2 separate regions of the Homo sapiens genome follow, and region 2 is linked to region 1. Evidence: read pairs that join two places in POLR2A ChIA-PET (ENCODE). Cell type or tissue: Panc1. All regions are shown on one strand. Each heading gives the region's core, and the rest is flanking DNA. Links, peaks and the distances in the headings are about the cores only.

Region 1 (5,399 bases), core at 333-5,332:
AACTTGCTTTGATCTAAAGACCTGGTCTTGGTTTAATTCTCACAGTAGTACAAGAACACCCTTCTACCCAAAGCAGTTAGGTTTCTAAATTGTGGGTATGGAGTCATGAATGGACCAACGAAACACATGTTTATGTGTAGTATTCCTTGAATATTTCTCAGAATATCATTTTATTAAAACAAAGTGATTTTTGTTTGTTATAAAAATGTTCTGTTTCAGTTAATAGTCCTCATTTCATATAAATTTATGCTAATATTAAAATGTAATAAAAGAATTTCCTGCATTTTCATTCTAACTGGAGGGCTTACTCTGTGTACATGACCAAGAAGACAGAGATAGAAATAATTCTGAATAATTAAGAAAAATATGCATAAATTACTAAGATGCTAATATGAAAATATACTCATATGGTATCCATAGACACATAAAGTAATAGTATGAGACATTTTGCTTTGCAATTAATTTACACTATGAAAGTAAGCACATTCACATTTGTATTGAAAATCTTTAAAATTTGTTGCATTTAATATAATGAGTAATCACCTTGACAGTTTATATTCTCAGATATTATTGTTTTAAAAAATGTAAATATTTTTGTACAGAAAGCAGTGCATGATGACAATATTTATAGAACACTTACCGACAATCCCAACACTTCTTACCTATTTCTCTGATTACCTGTAGGAACTACCATCATCCTTCACTGTGCAGTTGTTTAAGAAGGATTATAGCACTGCCTATTAACTGTTCTCCTGTTTCCAACCTACTCTCTCTTTTTTTTTTTTTTTTTTTTTTTTTTGAGATGGAATCTTGCTCTGTGGCCCAGGCTGGACTGCAGTGGCGCGATCTCGGCTCACTGCAATCTCCACCTCCCGGGTTCAAGCGATTGGCCTGCCTCAGCCCCCAAGTAGCTGGGATTACAGGAGCATGCCACCACACCTGGCTAATTTTTGTATTGTTAGTAAAGAAGAGGTTTCACCATGTTGGCCAGGCTTGTCTCGAACTCCTGACCTCAGGTGATCTACCCGCCTCGGCCTTCCAAAGTGCTGTGATTACAGGCGTGAGCTACTGCGCCCAGCCTATCCTACTCTCTTAAATCTATTTTCAGCACAGCACAAACAGAAATTCCATTGAAAATGCGCATCAAACTATGTCAACCCTCTGCTAAAAACCCTCCAATGTCTTCTTGTCCTTTTCAGAGTAAAATCACAGTAAAAGATGGTGTAGTAGCCAAAGGGTCTGGCTCCATGTTAACCCTCTGACCCCATCTCGTATATCTTTTTTCCTTAGTCTACTACGGCCACATTGCCCCTTTGGTTTCATTTTCTGCTTTAAGGCATTTGCTCTTGATATTCTCTCTAGAATACTCTTTCCCCAGATAGCCTCATGACTTGTTTTCCCACCTAACTCAAGTCTTTATTTAAATATCAAGTTTTAGAAAAGTCTTTACTGATCTACCTAATTAAAATTGTATGAATATTATCATCATAATCAGTTTCCCACTTTTCACCGTTAATTTTTTCTGTGGCACTTATTACCGTCTGATAAACTAATATGTGTTTATTGTCCGTCTTACCTATCTAGCTTATTGAGGGCAGAGATTAAGTTAACAGCTATATTCACTGTCTCTGGAACAGTACCTAACACATAGTAGGTACTTGATAATGGATGACTGGAAAAATACCATTATTCTCTTCTTTGTTTTTTGAGACAGAGTCCCGCTCTGTCACCCAGGCTGGAGTGCTTTGGTGCGAACTTGGCTCACTGCAACGCAGCCCACACGGCTTAAGTGATCATCATGCCCAGCTATTTTTTATTGTTGTTGTTGTTGTTGTATTTTTAGTAAAGACAGGGGTCTCAACATGTTGCCCAGGCTGGTCTTGAACTCCTGAGCTTGATTCAGCAACTTTGTTTCCCATGTTTCCCTACACTTACACTCAAACTGATGAATTTTCCCTTTGATTGATAAATCCAAACTGGGATACTCAATTCTAATAATCAAGCTTAATAAAGGTTATGCTTCTAAATATTTGCCAGATAAAAGTATTGACTCATGATGTAACACAATGACAATGGACCAGAATTAGGAGATCTTAATACTAATTATACAAGCATTTTATCAACTGTTAGACTCATCATTTTATCTCTGAAATGAAGACCCTGGATTAAATCAAGCATTCTGAGTCCAGAGAATCAGGAATTTTTGCTGGGATGAAGATGTATTTGGAAAATTATAAAACTTCACAATTGTATAATTTCACAATTGAATGTTGTAATTGTGTAATGTATAATATATAATTGTATAATGTTCACCAAGTATGATCAGTGGATCAAATAATATTTAGGCCAGTTATGTGCCTGCAGTTTTCAAACACATGTATATATTACTGTGATTAACAAAAAGTAATTTTTAAAAAATACAAAATTGGTCTCTACTAAAAATACAAAAAATTAGCCGGGCATGGTGGCGGGCGCCTGTAGTCCCAGCTACTTGGAAGGCTGAGGCAGGAGAATGGCCTGAACCCAGGAGGCGAAGCTTGCAGTGAGCCGAGATGGTGCCACTGCACTCCAGTCTGGGCGACAGAGCAAGACACCGTCTCAAAAAAAAATTTACAGAATTGTATCAAAAAAAAATTCAGTGAGATCCTAGAATATGTTGGGCACTATGCTGGGTGCTACAAGCAAGTAATAAAAGCTATGTGTAAATGATAGTAATTTAGTGCTCATCTTTCAATCATAAAATTGATTCCTGAAACATCATAAAGCAAAATAACACTTAGAGAAAGATAAATTTTCTCCTAAATAACACCACTTTGTAAATTAACCATAATCTATAACAGATTATTTTCCAGCTAATCTTACCATTGTCTAACTTTAGATATTTATATATTTCTTCAGTTATTTTTAGAGTTAAAGCTGAATCTCCTTTTTGTACTAAAATTTTATGAGCATAGATTATTTCAGCTATTATGTCCCATGAGTTCAATGTGTTTCTAAGACGATGAGCTTAAGTTTATCTAATCATTGAAATGTAGGTACATCATAGGTTGAATTTTGGATATTTTGTCATTTTCTTTCTTTCTTTCTTTCTTTCTTTCTTTCTTTCTTTCTTTCTTTCTTTCTTTCTTTCTTTCTTTCTTTTTTTTTTTTTTTTTTTGAGACGGAGTCTTGCTCTGTCGCCCAGGCTGGAACGCAGTGGCGCGATCTCGGCTCACTGCAAGCTCTGCCTCCTGGGTTCACGCCATTCTCCTGCCTCAGCCTCCCGAGTGGCTGGGACTACAGGCTACAGGCGCCTGCCACCACCCCGGCTAATTTTTTGTATTTTTAGTAGAGACGGGGTTTCACCGTGTTAGCCAGGATGGTCTCCATCTCCTGACCTCGTGATCCGCCCGCCTGGGCCTCCCAAAGTGCTGGGATTACAGGCGTGAGCCACCGCGCCCGGCCTCGTCATTTTCTTAGTTTATTAACTTCTTAATTATAAATATTTGACTGGTTTTCCAGAATGCAACCAGCACACACTTGACTTTTCAAAGAATGCATATAGAATTATTGTGGCATATAATTCACAAAATTGTATTTGAGTAACATGGATTAAATGAAAACTAGCTATAATTATAAAACATAATGTGTTTATAGCTATATGTTGAAAATATTCTCTCAATATTCATTTGTAGAAACCTACTTTCTAAGGTATTAATGAAGAGCTATGTTTAGGAAATAATACCCATAACGAGGAATTACTTGAAATTGCTGTGTTGATATTTATAATGTTAATTCACTCTCCTTAGTTGTGTAATAGTATTTACACTTTCTTAATAAAGAGTATTTGAAAAGAAATATAGTGTTTATAGAATAAATGTTAAAGGCATTACATACCTACAGAATGAACACTAAATTCTACATAAAATGCAATGCCTCTTGGGTTCTGGTCATTTCCCCCCTGCTCTCATCTCCTTGAACTTTCCAAACACTGAACATTGTAAAGTACTTATTGTTAGAATTACTAACTCCTCTTACACCTCCGTGCCTTCACACCAGACAAACCTGCTGCCCAAGATGCTCTTCGAATTGATTTTTCCCTCTCTGCCTTTTTTCTCCACTATCCCACTGTATAATAGATACAAAATGTACCTAACTTTCCTAGAATGTTTTCTTAAATCAGATAAGCACATATTTTGTTTTATGCCATGCAAATAGGCATAGAGAATGACTTTGAATAAATTCAAATATCAATATAAATGTAAGAATTCATATTATATCAGTCATCTATTTATTAGGCTCTTTTTATGAAGATTAGGCCCATATCTTCAAGAGGCCCTCAGGTTCGTATGGAGTTTCTGAAACCTTAGAGATGGATAGGTTGTGATTACATAATAAGTAGAAAATGTACTTAAGGAGTACAAATTTGTAAGAGTGATGGCAGACAAGCAAAGAAAGGTAGAGAAGGCCAGGTTATGAATTACCTTATATACAATTCGGCATAAATATTTTATTTTCTGGGTAAAGGATAGACACCAATGAAGATTTTTCATGTTGTAGATAGAACCATTCATATTTAACATGGGAAGTAAATTGACATATTTAACATTCTACTACATGTGATGAAATCTCCTGAAAACTAATGGATAATACTTACTATTGTGTTTAGTGAATATTTAGCATATTTTTTAATTCCCAGCATCTATTCCCACTTCTTCAAGTGGAATTCTATTTTTTTTTTATTGAATTGACCTTTTTACCACTCCTCTCATATGGTTCAAGTAGGGCTAACCCCACTCTTTCTCCATGCATAAGTTTATGAGCCAGGCTTGGAAAAAGAGCAATTCATTACACTGTCTTGAGTGACTAGATATTTAATGGCCTAATGGAAATACACTTTAGAATTTTTCCTAGAACCTTTAAGAAAGTGAGTCTTTGTCCAGTGTCTGGATAACCAGGGGCATTCAGCAATTATTTTGACACCTTATGGGAGAGTCTGCTTGAGAAGAAAGTAAAAATAAAGGAAATAAGAGAAATGAGGATGGGGTAGTTGGGCCCATGGCGATGGAATTAAATCTCTGAACAGCTTTGGCCTGTAAGTATATACCACCCAAAGATTCATGATTAATACAGAGTATCTTCACCATGACAATAATGAATTAAAAAATGATTACAAATAAGTCCTATACTAAAACATTTTATCAGATATTTTATCCCTTTAATATTTTTGAAAGTCTTAAATTGTGTTTTAATACAACTTGGTAAGGACTTGTGTAGTCTAAAACATACATCAATCTTAGTTATTTAAAGATTGCAGATATTGCTACGCATTTTAATATGAAATTATATTCTTTGAGTCACCTAACCATCTAATGCTGACATTACAAAGACATAGTTCCAGAAGTTCCGTTGAGAAATTC
Region 2 (5,399 bases), core at 171-5,170, 670 kb after region 1:
AAAGGTTTACAAAAGTAGTCTATATAATTTTAAATAACAAAATAGAAGACAAGTTTTGACTTCCAAAATATTTGTCAGAAATTATGATTGGAAGCAAAAGCATAGCACCTGCAAAAATATATGAGCTGAAATATTTATATATTTCGTATTGAAGAAAATAGAGTTGATAATATCATTTATTTAGCAGAAATTTCTCCAAGCTTACAAGCTACTTCATTCTCTAGAGAAAAATTATTTTCTCAACTAAAAACTTTAGGATCCACAGAGACTGAGATGAGGGTTTCAGTATTTTCAAATTTATTAACCAAAAATTTTCATTTAAGATAATTTTTAGGCAAATTAAAAATAAATAGACAACATTAAAATATTTTGAACAAATACCACTGGCATTATATTAGAGTTGGATACTATAAAATTAATTAAATAATCAAAAATATATTAAATAAGTTACTACTTATACTATTTTAAATCTTCCAGTGATAAATATAAGGAAGTTTTTTGGTGTTTCATGTACATATGCTGCTTTTAGTTTTAGAAAATTGTATTTCAGAGAATTACTTTTAAATAGTACTATTTCATAGATCTAACACTATCATAACATCAATTGCTTTTTGTCAATAGTGCCTATGTCAAAATTATATAATTTAATTATTTTAGCTTTCCCTGTCATTCTCGAAAGTATTTTTTGGGGGGCATCAAATAGTATGGTCATCATAATGCTAGTACAGAAAACAAACAAACACATAAATTACACAAATAAATGTTTGATATAAATATCAAGTGGTGAGGAAAAGGAAAAGAAACTTTTGATCGAGACTATTCTAGATCAGGTGGTCACTGAAGCTATTTTGGACAAGGAAACCTTTTAGCACGTATATAGAAATGATGATGCAATTGTGAATATCTATTGGAAGAGCAATCTAGGCAAAGGCAAAATATGAAAAAAAGAAATACCTCGGCCAAAACCCAGTCTAACTTGTAGTAGTGAAAAGGCTAATGAGATTGAAGGAGAGCCAGAAAGGCCTAGTGGCTGGAAATTACATGAAATTTTAGGGAGAGCCTGGACCAGATCATAGCAAGTCTTTGTAGGTTTTCAATATTTTTTTTCTTTCTTTCTATGTGTGACAGAGAATAGTGGAAGTTTTGTGGGGTGGAGTGACATCATCTGGTTTATGTTTAAAAACTTTCTTCCAGTTGCTATGTTAAGAATAGATTGTAAGGATTGGAGCTAAAGAGGAAGGAATAATTATACAAAGAGCAGTAGGAAAAATACTAATAATTAAGAGAGAAAAGGAACTTAGCCAATTTGAACATCCTCTACATATGAAGAACTGTGCTGGACATTTACAAAAATTATCTACTATTGCTAATGGATATGTGTATATATTAGTTGATTTGCTTCAATAGTATACTGTAATTGAAAGTTTCAATTGCTTATAAGTTATTCAAGCATATATGAAGATAACATACAGATATATAGTTAAAAATAGTGCAATCTGAAACTTTCACAATTACTCTTAGGAGATTAGTGTTCAGTACTGAAATTAATGAAATGATATTATCTCAATATGCATATGCAAATATGAATAAGTAGTTAAGCTCAACAATAGCATAAGCAAAAGATTATGATAATAAGTTCCATTATCTGAATTAATGAATGGCTCACCTCACTTGATAAGGTCACGTTGAGTCCCAGTGCATCTCGTAGTACAATTTTATCATTCAGCTCTATGAATCTGCTTAACTATTTCTGTATATTTTAACAAGAAATAAAAATCACAAAGAGATAAAGGTAAGTTGCCTGTGGGAGCCTGAAAAAAAAAAATCAACCAGAATAACAAATTCTTCTTGGTTTAGAATATTCCCAAGTTGTATGCTTTTTATTTTTTTTTCAATGATTCACCATGCAGGTATTTAAATAATAAAGGAGGCATTTAAATGTTTCTTTGATTTAAATCCCTATTTTAATCTCTAGTTAAGGTTCCTCAAATTTCTTGTCTCATACATCTAGTGATTAACAAAATTATATACATGGTGACATACACATAAGATCTATGAGGACCTCACTTACTGAATATTCAAATGTGATTATTGTATTACTCTCTACCTCTGTGAGTTCCCTAAAAGGGAAACTGTGTGCCCTGAAAATAAATTTATGTGTGATTTTGTCAAATTATCCTTGGAGATAGAACCTGGAAGCAAAACATATTACAATGCCAAATGTGTTTCTCAAAAGGCCAAATAAATTAAATCTTCTTCAGGGAAAACATATAAAGGCTGGATCACAACATCCATGCTCTGCATTCAGACTTAAAGCACCAAAGTTATACAAAACTGAGTAGCCCTATCAAATCATTTCATTATTCCCTGCTAATTACACTAAAACCTCTATACTTTTCAAAGCATTTTTATTTTGTCTTCTAAATGTTAGTAGTTTAAAAATAACCATGATTTAAGCCATTATTACTATATTCTTAGCTATTATATACATAACAAAATCTCTTACTCACCCCAATTAGAGGAAGTTGCAGACACAGGTTACGGCATAGGGCAAAAAGGTTGCTGCCTAATTGAAAAAAGATGCTGTCCAGGGACCTATAAATAGCTCTTTAAAAACCTCCACCTTTGCTATCATTTTCATTCAATTTATGACTTTTAAAACTGCAGTTCCAAAACTGGGTGCCAGAGTGCCTTGGGGCACTACCATGAATTAACAGGAGCACTGAGGGATATTTTAAAGTTTCTAGGAAAACAGAGTGACATCTATTGGGCACCAGGCAAGTTACAACTGTTAACATGGGAGCTTACTACTTAATACATGAAGCTGATAGCTTTGTGCTTTGTTTTTATTTAACTTAGGTGCTTTGTGAGAAAAAACAAGAACAAAAGCAAAAAAACCTGAGACACTAAAGGTGTCATGAACTCAGAGATTTTCAGAACCACTGTTTTATACATAATTTCAGTACAACGTGCAGTGAAGCCTCAAGCTTCATAGTGAAGCATGCTAAGATCAATTTTTAAAGAAAGCATATATAATTTTAAAAATTATTTGTTTCATAAATAACTGCAATTTATTACTAAAAAATGATAAAATGACTTAATGAACATATGCCAAAAAAATAAGAAATTATAGAGATGTATCTTTATGACATCTATGTAAAGGAAAATTTTATAAAGAGATTATTAAAGATGCTGATTATAAAATTTAAAAATGTTAACTTCAACACAATACAATTTAAAACTTTTATCCATCACAAGACATAAAGTAGAAAGTACACAACAAACTGATAAAGGTATTTTCAGTAATATAATAATTAGTATCTAAACCATATAAAATTCTTATAAATTAATGAGAAAAGCAATCCAATAGGAAAAAATGGGGAGCAAAAATAATAAGCAAGCATTTCAGCAAAAGTAAATTATAAATGGTTAAAAAAGAAACAATTCTTAAACATAGAAAATGCAAATTAAAAGCACACTGAGATTTTATTTTATGCCATTTGATGGGCAAAAATTATTGTTCGATCATACCAAACTTTGGCAGAACAAGCAACTATGTGGGCACCAATATACTCATACCGGTAGTATAAATAGGTATAATTACTTTGAAAAATGATTTGGCATTATCTTGTAAATTCGAGCATGTGACAATCTTATAACCCAGCAATTTTTTCTTATTTTTTTACCTTAGAATAACTCATACACATGCCTCAAAAAAGTATACAAAATGAAATTTAAAACAGCATTATTTTTGTAACAGCAAAAACAGAAATAGCAGAGTATCTATAGACAAAGGAGTCAATAAACAAACTGAAATTTATATAGTCGAATGTCAAAGAGATTAAAAATAAACAAATTATACATGCCCAACACATTACTGAATTTTAGAACCATAATGTTAAGTAAAAAAAGCAAAGCACAAATAATATAACTACAATATATTATTTAAAAAGCTTAAAACAAGGAAAGCTATATAATCTTATGCAGACATATGATAAAACAAAAATTTTAAAAGCAAAAGAAAAAAACACACAAGTCGGGAAAGATGTTGCAATGGGGGAGATTCAAGTGTTAATGTTTTAGTTTTTAAATTAGATGATGACTTTATGGGTGGTATTGTATTATTATTGTTATGCTTTATATTTATATATTCATTAGAATAATTTTTTGCATTTTAAAATATTTATAATACATGGAAACATATGCATGTTTTCATTCAATCTTCACTAACATACTGAGAACTAATTAAATTCCATACTACTAAAAAAAACACAAATGCTTAGAATCGCTTACCCATGTCACTCATCCAATTAGAATCAAATTGGAATTAGTACCTTTCCAGTGCTCATATCACTTTGCAATGAACATCTTTTTTTCAGAAATTGCAGAACGCAAGAGGGATCTGATAGCATGAGGTTTTCCCTAGACTACTTTGTGGAATTGGTTTAATGCCATAATGGACTCATACAAACATCCTTTTAATTAATTTTAAACATGACTCAGAAATATAAGTCTTTTATTTATTTATTTATTTTTAGTGTGGCAAGTGGGAGGGGGAATGATGTTGAGTTGGTTCCATTTAGCTCCACATGTAGACAGGTTCATGAGCCATTCCTTTCTGCCATCACTGGTGGACTAAGCACATAGGCTCTCTCTTTATCTCAGATACTTGCCAACAACCTGAAACTTTAAAAGTGTTAGTGGCAGTTTAGCAGAAATGAGGGGTGTCCTCACAGGATAATTTTATTATGAATACAGCAAAGTCTCAAGACGTGCCTAAGTATCATCCCTTTTGAATGGTCAATGGAAGTTATGCTCAATGTTCATGAAAGAAGAGATGCTAAAAGAAAAGCCAATTAACTCCGCTAATACTTTGGTAAAGGCACTGTGTGATGCTTATAAAAAGAAGACTAAATGGTGTGTGTTCTCTAGCTTGAAACTCATGCAATTCACAGACTAAGAGATGGGTGGTGCTTGCTAAAATTTTAGTTGGGCAGTCTCTCTGAATGTTAACTCATGTAAGGCAAGGTCCCACTGGGGTTAGCTCTCTCTTTTCACACCCTATCAGCTTCATTACTTTATTTTTCATCCTTCTTCCAAGCCCTAGGAATTCTTTCTATCATGGGTGAAGCTTTGCTTTTATGCATAATGTAGTTTCCCTTTGCCCTCAAATTTCTTCTGTGTCATTTCTTTACTGGATAATAAGCACAGAATGTTCTCAGTTGAATCATTGCAGGACAGCCAACTGATACAACAAAATACTAGACATCATTGTTTGGATTATTCCTTCACATTATGATCTAAAATTTACTCAGGTGTTTTATTTACACTTGTAACCTGCTAAATAACTGTTGTTAGCAGAACGACTGGTAAGGCACTTTCGTTGAATAACATGGGTC

The links. Peaks named below come from ENCODE experiments on the same cell type or tissue, not always from the same donor. Only the 100,000 strongest peaks of a DNase experiment are listed, where the experiment ranks them.
Region 2: POLR2A ChIA-PET joins it to region 1 with 12 read pairs; 2 of 35 experiments call an interaction of 5 or more read pairs at or near these places.

What each region holds. Positions count from the first base shown.
Region 1 is chr2:193,421,903-193,427,301 of GRCh38, reverse strand. No RefSeq gene overlaps it. Among named protein-coding and RNA genes, the nearest start is that of PCGEM1, 670 kb to the right of the region's middle. In Panc1, for the core only: no CTCF peak of the experiment used is centred there; no DNase peak of the experiment used is centred there.
Region 2 is chr2:192,747,140-192,752,538 of GRCh38, reverse strand. PCGEM1 (PCGEM1 prostate-specific transcript) reads right to left here and starts at 2,694. Exons shown (of 4, transcript NR_152587.1): 1 at 2,511-2,694; 2 at 1,667-1,750. In Panc1, for the core only: a CTCF peak has its summit at 2,798 (motif pointing left); a DNase peak (open chromatin) is centred at 2,760.